Linked DNA regions of Homo sapiens: region 2 is linked to region 1. A link is a loop called in an ENCODE intact Hi-C map of the cell type or tissue named here. Cell type or tissue: endothelial cell of umbilical vein. All regions are shown on one strand. Each heading gives the region's core, and the rest is flanking DNA. Links, peaks and the distances in the headings are about the cores only. Region 1 overlaps NCAPG2 (non-SMC condensin II complex subunit G2). Region 2 overlaps ESYT2 (extended synaptotagmin 2).

Evidence for each region. Hi-C counts contacts between places; a loop is a spot of excess contacts. Peaks named below come from ENCODE experiments on the same cell type or tissue, not always from the same donor. Only the 100,000 strongest peaks of a DNase experiment are listed, where the experiment ranks them.
Region 2: a loop joins it to region 1, with 4 times the contacts of the local background. A loop is called at or near these places in 7 of 110 quality-filtered maps.

Annotation. Positions count from the first base shown.
Region 1 is chr7:158,692,569-158,700,906 of GRCh38, reverse strand. It overlaps NCAPG2 (non-SMC condensin II complex subunit G2), which reads left to right. Exons shown (of 28, transcript NM_017760.7): 3 at 7,410-7,598; 4 at 7,951-8,065. Among named protein-coding and RNA genes, the nearest start is that of NCAPG2, 8.1 kb to the left of the region's middle. In endothelial cell of umbilical vein, for the core only: a CTCF peak has its summit at 4,680 (motif pointing left); a DNase peak (open chromatin) is centred at 4,626.
Region 2 is chr7:158,779,796-158,788,133 of GRCh38, reverse strand. It overlaps ESYT2 (extended synaptotagmin 2), which reads left to right. Exons shown (of 23, transcript NM_001367773.1): 6 at 41-130. Among named protein-coding and RNA genes, the nearest start is that of ESYT2, 46 kb to the left of the region's middle. In endothelial cell of umbilical vein, for the core only: a CTCF peak has its summit at 5,172 (motif pointing left); a DNase peak (open chromatin) is centred at 5,063; H3K27ac peaks cover 416 bases.

The sequences.
Region 1 (8,338 bases), core at 283-8,282:
TCAGATAAAAGGGCCTAGGACACATCTCTGAGGAAGCCAGCATTGGAGGCACTGACTCTGAAATACGAAAGTATCTTTGGGGCAGGAGACCCTTGGCACACTTGTCTCACTTGTTCTTATTATGTGGTGAAAATCAAATTAGTGACAAAGAATTAGAGGAATCTAATAATGAATTTGTTACTGGCAACATTTAAGAAATCATTTTTCTTTATAAGAGAAATGAGCTTATAACATGTTTTGGTATTATAAAATGATATCCTGTAAACTTAAAAATAATCGCAAACTCATAGGCATCTCATCACCATAGAAGTGTTTATAAGAGCAAATTAGTTAGATAATATATAAATGTCTGCTTTAGCAGTAGCAGTGTATATGGATTGTATTGGAAATGCAGTACATACATATTTTAAAGTCTAAAAGATTGTTGTTGCAAAGTGCATACCATAATGTTAACAAAATCACAGAAAACTAAATTGAAAATCAGAGGTAAAAATAGCAACTCAAAATCACACTGGTGGCCACAATGACAGGTGCCCTTCTGGGGTGCGTTGTTTCCAGCCACCCGTTGTGTGCCAACCAGCCTTTGCAGTGTTGCTGGAAAGCCAGCAGACATCTCAGGAGAATACTGAATTAGTCCTTATACTAATGAGGCATTAACTCTAGTTTATCAATAAGCTTTATTAACACTTAACAGTTCAGCTTAGTACCTAGTCACCGTGTGGCTCTTACGTGTAAAAATGAAAATGTGTAGGATTGTGCATCACGTGGTTTCATCAAGTTGAATGACAGAAATGCCATTTTATATAATAATGATGGTTTCCCATAGTTCAATTTGATAAGAATTTAAATCAGTTTGGGGCCTATCAGGTAGATCTTTCCAAGTACAGTTAGTTCTGCTGTAATCCCACACATGCATTACCAACAGTCACTGCACTCTGCAGAATTGGTTAAAATAAATAAATAAATAAATAAATAAATAACCCAGAGAGATTATGGGGAAAATGGAGTTAGAGGGACAACACTAAAAAATTTTGCCAGTGACATGTTAAAAACAGGAACCTAATAAAACAGTAGCATAATTTTATATGTTAAATCAGTAAGAAATGCATAAATACTATAGTAAGCATGGCACTTTACCTTGAAAAATATTTACATTCTATAGTTGGGAGTAGGTGCCTGTGCTCCCAAGGTACACCTGCCCCTCTGTGTGTAAGAGGAAGAAAATGAGGTAGAACAGAGGAGAAAAAGGCAAGCAAGGCAGAGGGGAATACAGAGCATTGGAGAGCACGGTGGGCCTGGGGAGGGTGCAGTGCAGTGGGGTTGGAGCCTTTGGGTCATAGCAGGTGAGGGGCACAATGTGTGGCCCAGGTATGAATGGACTGAGCTGGTAGGTGTCTGAGTTGTGTTTCATGGGATCCTGGTGGCTCCAGTCAGTGGGTGCAGTTTTCTGCATTCACCTGGTATTTCTTGCCTATGAAATCCCACATAAGCAAATGGGAATTTGCCTTTGGTCAAATTGTTCCTTGATGTATTGACAATGTTGGAACAAATTTTTATTTTCAAGCAAGTGTTCCAGAGTGGAGCTGATTATACTGTATGCCCTTGTCCTTCTTGGAGAATCAATGATGGGGAGGAGGACACAGCACTGAGGAGAATTCCATCATTTAACAAACATGTCCTAAGTGCCTTCTGTGTGCCAGACACTGCACTGAGAGTTGGGGTTATAGTACACACAAAGAAAAGTTTCTGCACAAATGGGGGTTTATGTTCTAGTGGTAGAGGAAGAAAAACAAGACACATAGAGAAATAATAAAGCAGGTGGAGGCTGGGCACAGTGACTCACCTCTGTAATTCCAGAGCTTTGGGAGGCTGAGGCAGGAGGATCGTTTGAGGCCAGGATAACACTGGCCTGGGCAACATAGTAAGACCCCGTCTCTACAGTAATGTTAAAAAATTGGCCTAGTGTAGTGGCTTGTGCCTGTGGTCCCAACTACTTGGGAGGCTGAGGCAGTAGAATTACTTGAGCCCAGGAGTTTGAGGCTACAGTGAGCTATGATTGTGCAACTGCACTCCAGCCTGGGTGACAAAGTGAGACCCTGTCTCAAAAAAAAAAAAAAAATACTACTACTACTGATAAAGCAAGTGGAAGTGGAAGTTGGGAACGATGGAGTGGCTAAAGAAAACCTCAGAGATGATATTTGAACAGAGTTGGTACAGTCACATGACTCTTGATGAGGATAGGTTCTGAGAAATGCATCATTAGGTCATTTCATTGTTGTGTGAACATCCTAAAGTGTGCTTACATACACCCAGATGGAGCAGCTCAGTACACACCTGGGCTAGATGGTACAGTCTACCGTCCTAGGCTACAAACCTGTGTGGCATGTTACTGTACTGAATACTGTAGGCACAGTGTTGTAACACAATGGTGTGTGTCTAAACATTGAAAAGGTACAGTAAAAATACAGTATAAAACATAAAAAATGGTACATCTGAATAGGGCACTTAGTGTAGCTGGAGCTGGCACAACTGGAAGTTGTTCTGGGTGAATAACTGAGTAGTGAGTAAATGTGAAGGCCTAATACGTCATTGTACACTACTGTAAACTATAAACACATTACACTTGGGCTACAGTAAATTTATAAAAACATTTTTCTTCAATAATAAATTAACCTTAGCTTACTGTAACTGTTTTACTTGATAAACTTTTAAAATCCTTTATAATAACACTTAGCTTAAAACACAAACTTATTTTGCTTTACAAAAAATCTTTCTTCATTTTATTTTATTTTAACTTTTATATTCAGGGTTACATGTACAGGTTTGTTACATAGGTCAACTTGTCTCATGGGGGTTTATTGTACAGATTATTTCATCACTGAGGTATTAAGCCTAGTAATTAGTTATTTTTAGTTATTTAGTTATATTAGTTATTTTTCCTGATCCTCTCCCTCCTCCCACCCTCTACCCTCCAATAGGCCAGTGTGTGTTGTTCCCCCGTGTCCATGTGTTCTCATAATTTAGCTCCTACTTATAAGTGAGAACATGCTGTATTTGGTTTTCTGTTCCTGTGTTAGTTTGCTATGGATAATGGCCTCCAGCTCCATCTATGTCCCCGCAAAGGACTTGATCTCATTCTTTTTTTATGGCTGTATAGTATTCCATGGTGTATATGTACCACATTTTCTTTATCCAGTCTATCATTGATGGGCATTTAGGTTTATTCCATGTCTTTGCTAAAAATACTCTCTTTATACCCCTATTTGATAGCTTTTTTCTATTTTTACTTTTTTTTTTTTTTCTTTTCAGTTGGAGCCTTGCTCTGTTGCTCAGGCTGGAGTGCAGTGGCGTCGTCTTGGCTCACTGCAACCTCCGCCTCCCGGGTTCAAGTGATTCTCCTGCCTCAGCCTCCTGAATAGTTGAGATTACAGGCACACGCCACCACACCGGCTAATTTCTGTATTTTTAGTAGAGACAGGGTTTCGCCATGTTGGCCAGGCTGGTCTCAAACTCCTGATCTCAGGTGATCCACCTGCCTTGGCCTCCCAAAGTGCTGGGATTACAGGTGTGAGCCACCATGCCCAGCCATCTATTTTTACTTTTTAAACTTTTTTGTTAAAAACTAAGACACAAATATACCATAAGCCTGGGCCTGTACCAAGTCAGGATCATCAGTATCACTGTCTTCCACCTTAACATCTTGTCCCAGTGGAAGGTCTTCAGGGGCAATAACAGACATGCAGCTGTCATCTCATCTCCTATGATAACATTGCCTTCAGGAATTTCTCTTGAAGCACCTGCCTAAGGCTAGTTTACAATTAACTTAAAAAAATGTAGAAGGAATATACTCTAAAACAATGATAAAAAGTAGGTTTGTTTACACCAACATTACCACAAATGTGATTAATCTGTTACACTATGATGTTTTGACAGCCATGACATCACTAGGTGATAGGAATTTTTCAGCTCCATTATAATCTTATGGGACCACTCTCATATATGTGGTTTGTCATTGACTGAAATATCACTATGCATTGCCTGACTATATTTGATCAGAGATCCAAATGGGCCATGCAGAGATTTGGGAAAAGAAGATTCTAGACAAAAGGAATGGGAAAGGCCGAGCCCCTGAGGCAGGGCACATTTGGGAAGCTAAGGGTGTGGACTTAGGAGGAGGAGGGTGGCAGGGTTAGGGTGGAGAAGTAATTTCTTTCCTGTTGAAATAACTGCTAAGTTAAAAGAAAAGTTGCAAGAGGAATTCAAAGGAATCCTGAATACCCTACGTCCAGGTTTGCCAGTTTTTACCACTTGCCACATTTTCTTTATCATCCTTTGTATTTACATTTTTTTGAATCACTTGAGTCAGTTGTAGGCATTGTGCCTCTTTATCTCTAAACATTTCAGTTCGTATTTTTCTAAAAGATATTCTGTTATATAATCACATTAAAATCCTCAAAATCAGGAAATTTAACATTGTGGATAATCCTGTTAAATAACCCTCTGCAGCCTATGTCCTCTCCTCTTGAATCTGGATTGGGCTTGTGCCTGCTTTGACGGACGGAATATTGAGGAAGTGGCCTTCAGAAAGTTTGGCAGCTTCTACTTCCTCTCGGAGCCCGTGGTTGTCATGTAAGAAGTGCAGGATCACCCTCTGCTGGAGAGAGAGACCACACACAAAGGCTGGAGGATGAGACTGCAGAGGGAGACCTCATTAGTGGGCACCAAAGTGCCAGACATCCAACACCCAGCTGCCACCTTAAGCACAGGCATGTGTCCCCAAGAGTGAGCATCTGATTCATGAGATACAGTAAAATTGTTGCTTTATGCTACCAAGTTTTTTGCTACGCAACAAGACTTCCCCTGCTTCATACACATTGTGCCAGTCACAAGAGGATACCTCCCTCTGGGCATATAGACTACAAAAAGGCACCTTGCTGGGGCACAGGTGGCCAGGGCACTCACACAGGGAGGAGAGGCCCTGCAGGATGTCCACCCCACCGGCCCCTCATCCTGGTGCGCTCTGTACAGCACAGGGCTGCACAGCTTCTGCATCCGGGGGCTGGAGGTGGTTGTGGAAGGATGCCCACAGGCAGCTCGCTAGTCTGCACGTGTTCTTTCTAACTGCTGGGCTTTTGTGTTGCCCTGCCTTTGCCCAGTGTCCTATGGCCCTAGAGGCCTGGGCCGTCACTGCTAATGTCGTGGCAATGCCAGGCAATGACCACCCCAAGGCCATGCTGGGGAGAGGTAGAACATTTTGATATTTGAACAGCTTTTGTCCCCCATCCTTTCCTTGCCCTTCCAGCCAGCTCTTCAGTGCCCTAGGCAACAGCCACTCATTTCTCACATCCCCAGCTCCAAACAGCCTTCAGTGAAGCTGGGTGTGTGTCTCATTTTGTTGCTATAGTTTGTTACTGGAACCTCTCTCACTCTCATTTCTTCAGGGTTGATTTTTCAGGAAGGAGTTAGCAGCCCATCCTAGTTTGTCACATAGGTGGATGGGCAGCTATTTCTTTTCCTTCAGGCTATATCCTTCAGCATACACCTCTAATAGATTTTAACAATCTGTAGGTTGTTATTCTTGCCCCTAGACTGTGAACTTACTCAGGGCAGGGTGGGTCCTGATTCGTTTCTGTGCCCTAACCATCAGTCAACTAGTATTTCCTGATGTAAGCGTCATGAATCAGCCCAGTCATTTCTCTGGTCACCTTCAGTCACCAGAGTTTGCCCTGAATAGAACCTCTTGATCTTTGAACACAGTAGCTGTGGTCCATCACCCAGATGAATGACCCCAGCACCAAAACTGTCCATTGATATACTGGAAAATTACCATTAATGGACTTAAGCGGGCCATTAACTTATTTTTTCTGCATAATTGAGGCGTAAAGAATTATTCAATTGTTCATGATTGAATGTCGGGTCTATAGGTAGATCAAGATACTGTCTAAGGTCAAACATTTGAGAGCTGGTCTGTGTTTGCATGTGATTGACAGGCAAAGGCTTAAGGAAAATGGAGAGGAGAATTGAAGGGGAGGAGGGTCAAGGAAACGAGGAAAGAGAGTAGATAGAAGTGAACAAGCGGAGGTGGAAAAAGCTAGATGAAAAATGAAGGAGCGCTAAGAAGAGGAGAAAACAAACACCAGGGCAGGAGAGGAGCTAGGAGAGCAGGAAGAGAGGATGGGGGGATGGAGGGCTTATGAGGTTATCTTTACTCTAGTTCCTCCATCTTACTGTGTTTTTTATGACCCCGACAGTTTTGAAGAGTGCAAGTGGCTCTTTTGTGGTATAGCCTTCAATTTGCATCTGTTGAGGATCTGATTAAATTTTAGTGTGCATTTTGGCAGGAACTGCTTAGCAGTGTTAGGTCCTCGGCGCTGTCAAGACAGGAAGCGCATGGCATGGTCTGTCCGTCCCTGTGTGGGTAGGTGTCCGCCAGGTCTCTTCTGGGAACCTGCCTCTGTGGGAAAGTGGTGACACTGTAATGTCCTGCTGCTCACCAGGCTTCCACCCACTTGTTTCAGCATCTCCCGATAATTCCTGCCAGAGTCCATAATTATTGTGATGGCTATAAAACAGTGATTTTCTAACCCTGTATTGCATCTATGTTTATTCACTGACATTCTAGAGCATGCAGGTGCTATTAATTAATGATTTGATATTTATTATCAGTATGCTGTCATTGATTTTTTCTTTTTAGAGACGGGCTCTTGCTATGTTGCCCAGGCTGGAGTGTAATGGTACAATCACAGCTCACTGCAGCCCTCTCTCCCAGAGTGGTTGGCTTGGCCTCGTTTATGCTTATTTCATTCAACTGGTTATAATTAATCACTGTCACTGTTTTGGTGCTCACATTGTTCCAAATTTGGCTATAGGGAGTCCCTTTAATTGGATTCTATGCCCTTTTGATGAGGGCCGCTATTTGCTTCATCAAAGAGTACGTGAGGTCATCTCAGATAAGAGGAAATGGGTTTAGAGGGTTGTTGGAGGAGATCTGAAATCATCTTGTTGGCTGGTGGGAGAGAATGATATTGAGGAATGAGTAGAAGGTGGTGTTGAGGGCCCACTTGGGGCTGGAATCTGTGGCCACAGTATTATTATTGCCATTGTTATTGAACTTTAGCCTACTTTTGTAATCTAATTCTAGGTATGGAGATGGTGGACATTTGGGTCCCTTTTAGGGAGGGTTTTGCTAAGTGGGTGAAATTTTAAAAACTCTGAAGATTAGGATGCTAGGAAAGAATAGGTGGAGAATCCCTGTGCTTCTTCCCTTTTAGGAATGGATTTTGAATACTGCAACCAAACTCTTGAACTTGTAATGAAGTTAACACTTAACTTTTCTTTTGATGACATTATGAAAAGGATATGATTAATTTTTTGTATTTGAAATGTGACACTTGCTATTTATGTTACAGAAAGAGGCCTCTGATCCTTTCAGCCTAAATGAATTACTAGATGAATTATCAAGGAAACAGAAAGAAGAATTATGGCAAAGGCTGAAGAATTTATTGACAGATGTGTTGTTAGAAAGCCCAGTGGATGGGTGGCAGGTAGTGGAAGCCCAGGGTGAAGACAATATGGAAACCGAACATGGCTCAAAAATGGTAGTATTTGTTTTTCAAAAATAAGAAACGTTTTTCTCTTTTTTTTGTCAAAAAATAACTTCACTGTGTATCATTGAATTTTACATTAAGACAGATTTTGAAGTTAGAAGTCAAGAATTTTAGAAGTTTAGTCTGTTGTAGTTTTATTCACTTTTCAACCCTACTGTTATTAATCTAATACTAAATATTGCTGTTCTTTTAGGATGATTTACTTTTATTCAACTTTAATTCTTTTTAGAATAAGCTAGAATTGTGGCTTGATTTTTAGAAAATTTGTAACTGAAATTTCTGCTAAAAACTGATTTTAAGTTGATGATTTTAATTCACTCATGCTTTGATTTTTCATTTATAGAGAAAAAGCATAGAAATAATTTATGCAATTACATCTGTGATTCTTGCTTCTGTGTCTGTAATAAATGAAAGTGAGAACTACGAAGCCCTACTGGAATGTGTTATTATATTAAATGGTGAGTTGATTTTGTTATAAATGGCATATTTAGAAGTGGGTGTTGAAATACTTGTTTTTGTTTCTGTTTTTATTTATTCATTCATTTATTTATTTTTTTTGAGACGGAGTTTCGCTCTTGTTGCCTAGGCAGGAGTGCAATGGCGCGATCTCAGCTCACCGCAACCTCCGCCTCCCGGGTTCAAGCGATTCTCTTGCCTCAGCCTCCCTAGTAGCTGGGATTACAGGCATTCACCACCACGCCCGCCTAATTTTGTATTTTTAGTAGAGACAG
Region 2 (8,338 bases), core at 187-8,186, 87 kb before region 1:
TGTTTTCTATTACATATTTTGGTTTCCTGTTTGAGTTTAGATTCATGGTACCATGCGGGTGATCCTGGAACCGTTGATTGGAGATATGCCCTTAGTTGGAGCTTTGTCTATCTTCTTCCTTAGGAAACCAGTAAGTCAATATTTATTTCATTTTTATTTTCCCATTTGGTGGCAAAAATACATACCCGTGGAAGAATATATAAAGTGGAGAAACAAAATTTTATCAACTCACCGTTGTCCCTTTCTGTTGTGTGAATCCTGTGGGAGTTTTTTGTATTTCTTTGTGCCTTAACTGAGAGCTTATCTCTTGATAAACAGCTCTCTTTCCTGATTATAAAAATGTTACAAAAATTTGGAAACATGGACTTCTTCAGAAGGGTGGGTCTTAGCTCACATTTTATTCACCACCTCACTGAATATGATTTATAGATATTTGCTCATTTAATCCTCATGACTCTAAAGCTAAATGTTAACATTGTTTTCTCTTACTGTTCAGAAACTGAGATTTTGAAAGTCTTATTTTTCCAAGTCACACAATTAATAAGAGCCTGTATACAGATCCAGTTTAGTCTGATACAGAGCTCATGTTCCTGAACACTTTGTTGAGAAGACTCATCTGTAAACCTCCCTCTTCTCCCTTCCAGAGATAAGGGCTGCTGTCATTAGCATGCATCTCCTTCCTCTTTTGGGGTGTGTTTAATGAACTGTACACACAGTTTTATATACAGGTTGAATGTTATCGGAGATGCTTGGGACCAGATTTGTTTCAGGTTTTGTAATATTTGCGTTAGACTCCAGTGAGTATTTCCTTTGAGCATGATGCTAGTACTCAAAAAGTTTCTTATATTGAAGCATTTTGGATTTTTAGATTAGGGATGTGGAACGTATACTGTGTTGTTGTTGCTGCTGTTTTACAGTAGTTAATACTATTTGTTATTTCCCACAAAACCAAGACAACAGAACTGTTACTCCCACCAGACAAACTCCTTCCTCCTTCCCTGGGCTCCTGCAGCCTCTGTCCAGCGTCTCCCTTTGCTGCCCTCCGTGTTCATTGTGCTCCTGGTCATCTTCTCCAGGTGCACACTGCCCATATGGTTGTCTGTATCAGCCCACACCTCGCCACTACCTCCCTGTGCCTTTTTCTTTGCCGCAGAAGGCTTTCTTCACCCCTTTTGTTTCACTTTTGTGAAACTTTCTTCGCCCCTTTTGTTTCAGCAATTTCTGCACAGTTATTGTTAGCTCTTTGAAAGCAAGGATCATAACTGTCTCCTTAGAGTCTGGCAAATGAATGATGCAAGATGTGCCATTGATGAGTCCTTTATGGAAGTACCTTCAACATCATTTGTAATTTAAAGTAGGAATATTAATTCATATAATTTGATTCAAATAACTGATTAAAAATTGTCATTTGGCTTTTAAAATACGGGTTTATCTACACCTGACATAAACTAAGTTTACTACAGCTTGTACTTTTTCTGTATAAAAACAAAAGAATTAAGTGTCATCACTTTCTGTTATGAATAAAATAATTGTTCTGATTTTCTTATTACTGAAAGAATGGGCTTATTTTGAATCGATTTTAAGTACACGAAACATGGGAACGTCCAAAAACTCCTAGGTCATCTCTGTCAAATTTTACTGTTAAAATTAAATTTTACTATTCAGGAAGTTAAGAGATTCATAAGATTTAAAATTAATGTGTTTTTTTTCCCATACCAGTCATTAAAAGTCCTCTATGTTTAAGAAACGAACTTCATTAGTGACCAAAAAAACCTCAGTAATCTTAACAAATTGCTAAGTATTTTTAACTTACCCATCTTTAGCCAGGGACATTTTTAACAATTTAGAGAAAGACCTTTTTAAAAAGTTCATTTCAGAATGTAACGAAATCCAAATCTTTAAATCTTCTTCAAAATTTAATAGTGCTGTTACTTAGTTTGGATCTTCCATTGATGACTTTACTTTTAAAATAACGTATTAACTTCCAAATGAAATTTAGTGCTCAGAAAAGAAGGATGGGGCTGAGAAGTTCAGAGTCACTCATTTCCTTATATGGTGAGTAAAGTCATCAAACGTACTCCAGTGAAAAGGAAAATTTTCAGTTTATTTTACTGGAAAATATGAGAACAGAGTTACAGCTGGCTGCCAAGTAATTCCTCCTCATCCTGGTGAAAGATATTTCTAGAAAGGTTTTTATTTTGTGGGTTTTTTAAATTTCTTTCTACTATTTGGATGATTTAGAAACCCTTACGAAACCTTTATACATTTTTCTACTTGTTGGCTTGTTTAGTTTTTATAATGTAGAACTTGTTGAAGGAAAAAAACCCTAAATATTGCTGAGGTGACGAAGTTGGAGTGTAGGTGAAGAAGGCAGCACAGCGCTGTGGTTAAGTGATAGACGTGTGTGTTGGACAGCCTGGTTTTCCACTCCTAGTTCTTTCTCTTACTGTAGCCTTTGAACAACTTACTTCTCTAAGCCTCAGTTTTCCCATCTGTAACATGTCAGGACAGTAATACCTACCTCACACAATTAAATCTGAAAATTAAATGCCAAATGAATGTAAACTGCTTAGTATAATACCTAACAGATAGTAGTCTTCATATTTTAAGAAATTAAATATTTCTCCTACATGTAGGTTTAGTCCTGACACTGGAGGTGATTTATTTATTTATTTATTTATTTATTTATTTATTTATTTATTTATTTTGAGACGGAGTTTCACTCTTGTCACCCAGGCTGGAGTGCAGTGGCGCAATCTCGGCTCACCGCAACCTCCACCTCCTGGGTTCAAGTGATTGTCCTGCCTCAGCCTCCAGAGCAGCTGAGATTACAGGCACCCACCACCACGCCTGGCTAATTTTTTTCTATTTTTAGTAGAGACGGGGTTTCACCATGTCAGCCAGGATGGTCTTGAACTTATGACCTCAGGTGATCCACCCACCTTGGCCTCCCAGAGTACTGGGATTACAGGCGTGAGCCACCGTGCCCGGCCACTAGAGGTGAATTATCAGTAAGGAGAAAAGCTTGGATAATTGTTCTGGTAAGAACTCAACCAATTGGTGTTTGCCTTTGGCTGTGCATAGGGAATCCTTCTCACTTGGTAGTTGTTGGGCAGCATACGGTTTTAGGGTGTTTCAGAGTCCTTAGTCTTGTTGAGATTTATCCCTCGACTAGAGGGGATCCCGGAGGTCTTTCCCAAAACTTCCCTTAGAAATGGTCCTAGGCTTACTCCAAACATGTTCATCCACCAACTTTTGGAGTCTTCCAGCCCAATGCGGAGGTGCTGGCTGCTGGTATCTTTTGAACCGCAGATTCCATTTCTTCCTCTGTAAAATGGAAACAGTGTCTTCTGTTATGAGAAGAAATTGAATCCTATTAGCCAAGGACTCCAGAAATTGATGTGCTTTAAGCAAATGGGGATAAAAAGGAGACGAATTTATTTAAAACATAAAAATAGCATATATTGATGTCTCATGACGTGTACAGGGGACTGCAGTTGAGTCTCAGGAACAGAACGGAACCAGGAATTCGAAAGCCTTCGTGACTCTCTCCACCTCTGCTCGCTTTCCTCTCCCTCTGAGACTAGCTTCATCTGGTTCTGCAGTCCACATGTGGAATAGCATGTCTGCCAGCACTTCAGAGAAAGCCTTGCGTCTTCCTGCATCCTTGGCCTCTCCCTTTGGCCTCCCAGAGTACTGGGATTACAGGCTTGTGAGCCATTCCAGCTGGGTCAGATACCGACCCCTGGACCAGCTGGGGGTAGGAGGGTTGCAGTGTTTGAACAGGGCTCCCTGAAGCCCATTCTTAACAGCCTTGCAGATGAGGCTGCAGTGAATTCCAGAGTCAGGGCCACAGGCACATCCACAGACTCAGACCACACGTTAGTAACTGGGAGTTTTTGCAGTATTTATCCTGCTCTTTTCCCCGACTTTCTGGGATCTGTGGTTTGATGTTTATATTATTTTGGACAGTCTTGCCCACCCCCAGTAGAGGGGGTACAGAGGAGCTTCCTGTTGTCCTGGTCCATCCTGGGTCTTGGGGCCAGAGCTCTCCCAGAGACCCTCCTCCTCCTCCCTGTGCCTTGTGTCTTTGGCGGGTCTTTTGCAGGAGAGGGTCTGCACCTGCCCCAGCAATAGAGGTCTCTACCAGCCTGGGACATTGTCCTACCATGTCCTTAAGGGACCTCTCCCCAGCTGCAGTGGGTTCTCAAGGTGCTTCCCTCCCCCATGGCTTCTGTCCCTTAAGGTGGAAGGTGGGGCGGGGCTTCCTTTGTGCCCTTCTACAGTGGCAGCTGCCTCCTCCCGGGCTCCTCCCCATGGGAAGTGTCCTCCCTGGGGTCGTCTTTGCACACCGGGGATGCAGGTGCCACCACGTGATGTGCACACCTCTGTGGTTCTCTGACTCACCCACACTTGGCCTGTGGCCTTTCATTAGGATCTTGCTGGAGTCGTCTCACTTGTTTTGTGGGGATCTCGTCTTCCTTCAAGTTCAGCCCACTCCTGCCTCTCCTCCCTCAGAGCTGCCCCGAAGGAGGGGTTTCACGCTGGCTGGTGGCTCAGGATGTCAGCTCTCCCGTGTGGTCAAAAGTGAAGCTCTCAGAAGTCCTGGGACTTAGAAACATAAGAAAAACATTTTTGAACTTTACCAACAGCCCAGATCTGCTAAATAAAAAACTGGAGAAAGGTGGGAGCCCTGAGTTTGTATTTCCAACAGACTTCCCAGGTGATTCTTGTTCTGAACTGTGGAGCTCAATGCAGCCAGGATGCCAGGCATACAGCACTGGTCAGGTGCCAAGCAGCTGCCCTGGAATTGTAAACGTTACCCACACCCGTCACAACGGATTAGGGAACGTAGAGAGAAGAGGGGCATCTGTGCGCTTCATGAAACACGTGGATACATCTGTGTCATTCCAGTTGAAACCTGACATTGTTTTCCGATCTTGGAGTGCCGTACACGTTCTGCTTCTCGTAGAAAAGCCGCAACAGCTCAGAGGTGACTTCCTGTCCTTTGGAAATGCCTGTTCCACTGGCTTTTCAGTTTCCTGAAATAGCTCAGTCCTCCAGAGGCGAGGCTCCCAGCATCCTGAGGCACGTGTCCATGGGGAAGGAGGGGCACGCTGATTTTAGTTGCTTTTCCAAAGGCGCCTTCTAAAGCCAGGCCTTTATCGGGCCCTGCTGGTGGCTTCTCCACGGTGCCCTCATGTGGACCTCAGACTGGGCTTTGGAGCCTCCTGTCTCACACACCCATTTTGTCCTTCCCACACACTCGTTCTCTCTCACTTGTTCTTTCACACTTGTCCGCACTCATTCTCACAGACTTGTTCTCACACGGTTTCATTCTCACATTTGTTCTCATGGACACACATTTTCACACTTGTTCTCACACATGCTTGAGCTTCCATACTCATTCTCACACTTGTTCTCTTGCAGATTCGTTTTCACACCCATTCTCACATTTGTTCTCACACTTGTTCTTTAATACTTCTTTGTTCTCACATACCCACTTCACATGTTCTCATTTGTCACACGCTCTTGTTCCTTCACACTCATTCTTTGTTCTCACACTCCCACTTTCCCGCTGCTTCTCACACTCATTTTCTTACACTCGCTATTCCACTCACACTTGTTCTCACTTGTTTCACACACACCTCTCACTGTTCTCACACTCGTTCACTCACTTGTTCTCGTTCTTACACTCACACCTCACTTTGTTCTCACACTCGTTCACTCACTTGTTCTCGTTCTTACCTCACTTTGTTCTCACACTCGTTCACTCACGTTCTTACACTCACACCTCACACTGTTCTCACACTCGTTCACTCACACTTGTTCACTTGTTTCACACATTTCTCACATTTTGTTCTCACACTCATACTTGTTCACTCATTCTCACTCGTTGTTACACTCACATCTGTTCTCACACGTTCACACTTGTTCTCACTTGTTCTTTCACACTCACACCTCACTGTTCTCACACTCACACTTGTTCACTCACTTGTTCTCGTTCTTACACTCACACCTCACACTTTGTTGTCGTTCACTCACATTTGTTCTTACATACACCACACTTCACACGTTCACTCACACTTGTTCTCGTTCTTGCACTTACACCTCACTTTGTTCACACACTTGTTCTCGTAATTACACACATCTCACACTTTGTTCTCACACTCGTTCACACTTGTTCTCGTTCTTACACTCATACCTTTCACACTTTGTTCTGTCGTTCACTCACACTTGTTCTCGTTCTTACTTGTTCTCGTTCTTACACTTACACCTCACTTTGTTCACACACACTTGTTCTCGTTATTACACTCACATCTCACACTTTGTTCTCACACTCGTTCACACTTGTTCTCGTTCTTACACTCACATCTCTCACACTTTGTTCTCACTCGTTCACTCACATTTGTTCTCGTTCTTACACTCCCACCTCTGACACTTTGTTCTCAGTCGTTCACTCACACTTGTTCTCACTTGTTCTTTCACACACCTCACTTTGTTCTCACACTCGTTCATTCACACTTGTTCTCGGTCTTATACTCAAACCTCTCACACTTTGTTCTCACAGTCGTTCACTCACTTGTTCTCGTTCTTACACTCACACCTCTCACACTTTGTTCTCACACGTTCACTCGTTCACTTGTTTCACACTCACACCTCTCACACTTTGTTCTCACAATCACTTGTTCACACTCACACTTCTCACTCGTTCTTACACTCACACCTCACACTTTGTTCTCAACACTCGTTCACTCTCACACTTGTTCTCGTTCTTACACATACCTCACACTTTGTTCTCAACACTCGTTCACTCTCACAGTTGTTCTCACACACCGCACACTGTTCTCACACTCGTTCACTCACTTGTTCACTCACACTGGTTCTCACTCATTCTTACACACACCTCACACTGTTCTCACACTTGTTCACTCATACTTGTTCTCATTTGTTCTCTCACACTCCTCACACCTCACACTGTTCTCACATTCGTTTCACACTTGTTCTCGTTCTCTCGTACTTGTTCTGACATGTTGTGTCTCACATTTGTTCTCACATTTGCTCTTATGTTCTCACACACTCCTCACATATTCTCACACTTATTTTCTTTCTCACGCTCATTCTCACATTAGTTCTCTGTCCCTCTTTCTCACATAGATTTACACAGCCTCTCACACTCTTTGTCTCACACACATTCTCACTCATACACACGTGTTTCCTTTCTCTCTTTCCACTTGCTCCCTCCGTCATTACAGCCTCTGGCTCTTGCTCCTTCACCATTCCCTGTGCTCAGGGACAGGCCTTTCAGTGCCTTGAACATGGGGACCCCTTTGCCTGGTGCCTTCTTTCTTGCATTCAAATCTCTTCCTTTCAAAAGCCAGCTGAGTCCTTTCCTTCCGCAATTCCTGCTCCTGCCTCCCTGACGATTAGTTTCTCTGAACTTCAGTAGCACTTAAATGTATCTCAGTCTTTTCAACAAGGCCCACGTGGGCATGCCCTCTGTTGCCTGACAAGCTTATACTAAAACTTCCTTGTTTTGTGTTTTTAATACTCCATCGTTGATAGTTAATATTCTTTTTGAGGTTTTGTTTTAGACAAAGTAATGTTTTTCTGAAATGATTCTAAGACAATTGGTCAGAAATAGTCTCTGCTTGTTTGGTTTATGTTTGGTCAGTTGTGCTTTGATTATAGATGGTTCCTCATCTGAGATTAAAGTGGGACAGAACTTCAAAAGTAAAAGGGTAAATGTTCGCTGTGATGCTTATGTGGCACATGTGCTAGTCCTTGATAGTGGCGAGAAAGATCTTAATTGCTCAAAGGGATTTCCAGGGAAGGAAGCCCTCAGGTGATGACTGCAGTCGCAGGCAGTGGGCTTGGAGCCTGGCGTGTGGCCTCTGTGCATTGTCTGACTTAGTCCTCACAGGATGGGATTGTTCCCGTGTTACTGGTGAGGAAAATAAAGGCCAGTTTATCATTAAAATGGAAACTTTGATAGGGATGCTTCTAGTATTGACATTTATTGTCTAAAATCTCCCAAATTGTACTTTAAAGTTTAGAAACTTTGTTCTTGAATGGTCTCTTTCGTAGGTAGTCATTCTGAGTGACAGATTTGGAAATGGATGTTTAGGGTGTCACAATAATGGGGGCTGGGGCCCCTATTGCCCTTAGTGGTAGAAACCAAGTTGGATGCTGACCACTTAAGTGTCTTGTAATTGTCAGTGTTGTGTAGCAGAGGACTGCCCCTCTCCACCCCAGGGCCAAGAACCCCTTGTTCATAAGCTCTGCATAGCCTCTGTAAGCAAATACCCGAGTCAAGGTAGCTAGGCATAGAAGCAAA